Linked DNA regions of Homo sapiens: region 2 is linked to region 1. A link is a loop called in an ENCODE intact Hi-C map of the cell type or tissue named here. Cell type or tissue: ovary. All regions are shown on one strand.

Region 1 (2,500 bases):
ATACTTTTTAAACTTTTATTTTAAGTTCAGGAATACATGTGCAGCTTTGTTATATAGGTAAACTGATCCTCTCCCTCCTCCCATCCTCCACCCTCCTGTAGGCCCCAGTGTTGTTCCCCTCTATGTGTCCATCACAATACATTTTCATCTGTCAGGGTAGCTTCCCCAAATTATTGTCCTGAATCATCAGGGCTAGGTGTTATTGTAAATTGTGGTTACACTAATACAATTTAGAGGAGATCATCAGTTTGTCACAGGTTCTCAAGACATGAAAATCCACCAGAGAGGCTCTATTAGACTCAATGCATCATTTCACGGAAGGACATGTAGAGATCCTTCACGAGAAAATCACTTCTTTCCTTCTTTCCTTCCTCTTTTCTTTTCTTTTCTTCTTCCTTTCTTTCTCTTTCTTTCTTTCTTTCCTTCTTTCTTTCTTTCCTTCTTTCTTTCTTGACAGAGTCTCACTCTATCGCCCAGGCTTGGTGTGCAATGGTGCTACCTCGGCTCACTACAACCTCTGCCGCCCAGGTTCAAGCAATTCTCCTGCCTCAGCCTCCCGAGTAGCTGGGATTACAGGCGCCTGCCACCACGCCCAGCTACTTTTTGTATTTTTAGTAGAGACGGGGTTTCACCATCTTGGCCAGGCTGGTCTTGAACTACTGACCCCGTGATCCACCCACCTCGGCCTCCCAAAGTGCTAGGATCACAGGCACGAGCCACCGCTCCCGGCCTTATTTCAAAGTCCTTAAAGGAGGCAGGGGAATGCTTTCTGGAAGGTTTATATTTATAATATGATTCAGCAGGAGAAACAGATTGCCATGTTTTTACAACTCGAATCCTGTTTTTTCAACTGAAAATAATTGTATTGTCTAGTTATAAAAACAACAACAAAATGAATGCATGCTGATGAAAAATAAAAGGAACCCCCTTCCCAAATAAACAAACAAAAAGGAAAGTAGTTGAAGTGAAAAAAAAATTTGAATACCACTTCCTGCCTATTTTCCAGACTTCCTAGCCTCTCGCTCCCCACCCCTTCTCCGGGTTCCAATCTGGGACCAAGCCCTACAAGACTGTTAGGGCTTTACTTGCTGGACGTGAAGGGGAGAGAAGTGTGCGTTTAGGTGTATAGAAGAGGAAGAAGCGATTTTTTAAAAGCTCCAGCAGAAACCAGAGCAAGCCAAATACAAAATATTATGACCCGTTTGGTCGTGGGGATCGCTAAATAAAAAAATAGAGGGGTGGATAGTAGCCTGTGGTAGTGGTGGAGAAAGCACGAATGAAGAGAAAGGTGGCCCCGCCCACAGTCCCGCCCCCACCCTCCTGCCGCACTGCGGGTGTGAATGGTAATTGGAAATCTGAGCTCACAGTGACGTGACCCTTAGGAGACCCAGAGCCAATGCGTGGATTAGTCCCTCCTCCTAGTTGCAGTCTGGTAGTTGTCGCTGGCCGTGTGACGGCTCGCTGTTGCCCTGAAGGCAGGCGAGCCAGCTGCCCAGGAAAGGTGGAAAGTGGTAGAAGCTGACCCCTGAGCCCTGGCAGGTAGGTGGCGCTGACCGGTGTGTGAGCAGCAGAGGGCAAAGACCAGAGCGGGTCTAGGACTGGATACACACCCTTTCCAGATACACACCCGTTTAGTGCGAGAAATGGAGCGGTTGGGGAGAGGATCTCCCGAGGGGGCTGGATTGAGAATGGGTACCATTTGAGATCTCCTAGGAGGCCGGCCATCGGGCAATGTCTGATGGAGTCCAGCCGGTGGAGGAGACTGAAAGGAAACAGCCTGCTTCCTGCAGGTCCGCGGGAGGGAGGTACAGCCGGCAACCAAGGGTTGGGGAGGGCGGACCCTGCCAAGGTTTTAGGCCTGCCTTCTAGGTATCTTTTCTTCACCCTCTACCCATTTAGAGCTGGAAATGATAGGCTGCGGGGGCCGAGGAGAGGAATTGCTGCAGAGGAGGGGGACAGAGATTAGGTCTGGAAAGCAGGTCCCTATTGCGGCAGTTGAGCGGGCGAGCTTCTGACTGAGGGACAGAGGCGAGGAGCGAGAAACTGTTTTTGGTCTCAGCAGGTCGGTCGGTGTAAGCGTGGGCGCTACCTGTAGATCCTGGAGTGAGAATGACAAAGCGCAGAGACCGCAGCAGGTCCTAGTTTTCAATGCCCACATACCTCTTCACTCATCGTCCATCTTGATGCATAAAATGGTGGGCATGGGAGTGGGGATCGGGTGGAGAGAGGGCCTGATGGATATCTAGATTGAAATTCTTTGTGAATAAACTACGTATTCATTCAGCAAGCTCTTCTAACTCCCCCGCCAGGCAAGTTGCCTGCGTTGCAGAAAGGGTAACTAGATGACAGGTAAGAGGAAACAGTAGAGATGGGCGCCTAAAGAAGAGGTTAAAACGTTTTGGAAATAATCATCTTTGATGCCTATTTCTGGAAGGTGGGATAGCCTGTCACAGGGTGGGAAAAGAAGCCGTGAGACAGGATGGAGGAGAAACAGAAGGTG
Region 2 (2,500 bases), 360 kb before region 1:
GCAGATTATTCACGTGGGAAATATTTACTTCTCTCCAGGTCTAGTGAGTCCTGACTTGGGGATGCTAGGTGCTATTTCTTTAGAGTTGGAATCACAGAGTTAGAAAACCTTGGGAAGGGAGGTCATGTGGACTAACCCCTTATCTCAGAATGAAGAAATGAAAATACAAGGTCTGAAGTGATCTGCTCAAGATGAATATTAAAGCGGAGCGCTCTTGCCTTTTGGAAAGTATTTTTCAACTTAATGGAAGGGGACACCCAAGGCTGGGGTTTGATGGGGAAGGGGCCAGAGGCACTTGCTAACATGCACTGTACTAAACACAATATGCCTTCTGTGGAGCATAAACTCGTATCTAATACCTGTTAATGACCTGTAGTAGAGAGCTTCTGGTTTGGTTCTTGTGTAGAACAGAATTTGCTGTCTTATGAACCAAGCATTTTTGGTGTTCACGATGAACATAAGTGCTATGGACTGAATTGTGTACCCCCAAATTTGTATATTGAAGCCCTAACCTCCAGTGTGATTATATCTAGAGGTAGGTTCTCTAGGAAGTAATTCAGATTAAATAAGGTCATAAGGGTCAGGTTCTAATCCAACAGGACTGTAGCCTTAAGAAGAAGAGGAAGAGGGAGAGAGAGAGAGAGCGATCGAGAGAGAGAGATCACTGCCATGTGAGAACATAGTGAGAAGGCGGCTGTCTGCAAGCCGGGAAGAGAGCACTGCAGGACCTTGATCTGGGACTTCTAGCATCCAGAACTGTGAGAAAGTAAATTTCTGTTTAAGCCACACAGTCTATGATATTTTTCTTATGGTAGCTTGAGCTGACTAATACAATAAGGAATACATATAAATGCACATTTCCCAATCCATGCCCTTAATACTTTTATCACTTTAAGTTTATTCAAGCCAATTACATATAATCCCACTAATTAGAAGTGTTAGCATTTATGTGTACCGTATAACCATCCAGACTGTGGCTCTATTAATCCAGACTGTGAGCTTTTTCTACAAAAAAAAAAATATGCTTTTAGCACCTATTTGCAACCTCAAGTAGTATTCTTACCTCCCTTTTCTAAGGGCTCATATTCTTAAACAGGAAGTGGCAGCCATTTTTTCGCTATAGCTGAAAGTTCCACAAGCAAAACAGTAGGTGGGTCAACTTTGATCAAGTGCCGATGAGGTGACACAATCACAGGGCTTAGTGTAGCCAGAGCATTTGAACCTTGGAAGTAACCATGTCGGTCACCAGTAACTTACCTCCTATCTGAAACAGTTGTCCAACAGTCACTCAACCCTTTGCAATGACATGCTATTTACACTGTGTCCCAAATTGCCTCCCTTTAGCTCCTATCCAACAGTCCTGAGACAGTTTTTTGGATACTTTCACAAGGTAGTTAATCTACCCTCCAGTATTTGAAGTCAGCTTTTGTGTGCCTGCCCTCATACCTCAAAGTCTTCTCCAGGAGACACTTCTCAGATCCTTTGGACCCAAGTTACATGGATGGAGAACCATGCTGGTTGCATGTTAGGTGTGCCCAAGTTTGCCATTATCAGATTTCTTTGGATTCTGATTCTATCATCCAACACATTTGCTCTCCTTTCAGTGTTGCTACTTGCAAATTTGATAAAAATGCTATATATCCATGATAGATCCAGCAGCCTCTGCATTTGTATATTAATCCAACTCAAAGTTAGGCCCATTTCAAAGGGTCTAAAGGAGAGCGTGAATATTGTCAGGTAAGCTGGGATTGGACGATAATTCCCAGTGTTCAATTACATCTGGTATCTATCCTTTTCATTAAGGCATTGATTCTACCCTGGATAGTATAAGTGGTAAACTGAGTGGGAGTAGGTGAAAGGTATACGATGAGAGGTGAAATACTTGTGGTTGCTAAGTGAATATTCACACAAATGAGATGGGAAAAACATTTGCTTACCTACTGTAGTTTTTCCCTGTATTTTTAAAATAATGTCAGGCTACTCTTTTAGCCTCAAGTTTCACTTACCTTTCCCAAACAAGGGAGGATTTTTTTTTCCCCATAAGCCCACTATAAAAAGAGATTGAGATTTATCACCCTGAATTCATTTATTAATTGCAAAACTGACAGCACTAAGCCTTTGTTGTAGCCTTACATTTTTGTGGGCAGTTACATTTATAGAGAAAGGAAAAAGAGGTAACATTGCCAGAGCCTGGAGTAGATTTAGAGCGTGCTGCGTGATAGAAATGCATTTGCTAAGTGAAGAAATCAGGGCTCAGAGAGGAAAGGAGACATTTTTCAGGTCACACAGGAGAAGTTATTGCTCAATACATAAACAAGGAAACTTAGAATAATGTATAGGATGTAGCTTAGATTCGTGATGATTACTTGTGAATATATCCAGGAGAACTTCTCAAAGTGTGGTCCCTTAGCCATGAGCATTAGGATCACCCTTGGTAATTAGTGTGTATTCCTGGGCCTCATACCCAGAGATTCAGGTTCAGTGAGAGCAAGGGATGTTC

Evidence for each region. Hi-C counts contacts between places; a loop is a spot of excess contacts. Peaks named below come from ENCODE experiments on the same cell type or tissue, not always from the same donor. Only the 100,000 strongest peaks of a DNase experiment are listed, where the experiment ranks them.
Region 2: a loop joins it to region 1, with 9 times the contacts of the local background. A loop is called at or near these places in 3 of 110 quality-filtered maps.

What each region holds. Positions count from the first base shown.
Region 1 is chrX:102,154,898-102,157,397 of GRCh38, reverse strand. It overlaps BEX5 (brain expressed X-linked 5), which reads left to right and starts at 1,421. Exons shown (of 3, transcript NM_001012978.3): 1 at 1,421-1,539. RefSeq lists an enhancer at 1,465-1,604. In ovary, no CTCF peak of the experiment used is centred here; DNase peaks (open chromatin) are centred at 1,407 and 1,857; H3K4me3 peaks cover 1,184 bases; H3K27ac peaks cover 577 bases.
Region 2 is chrX:102,511,078-102,513,577 of GRCh38, reverse strand. No RefSeq gene overlaps it. Among named protein-coding and RNA genes, the nearest start is that of TMSB15A, 4.4 kb to the left of the region's middle. In ovary, no CTCF peak of the experiment used is centred here; no DNase peak of the experiment used is centred here.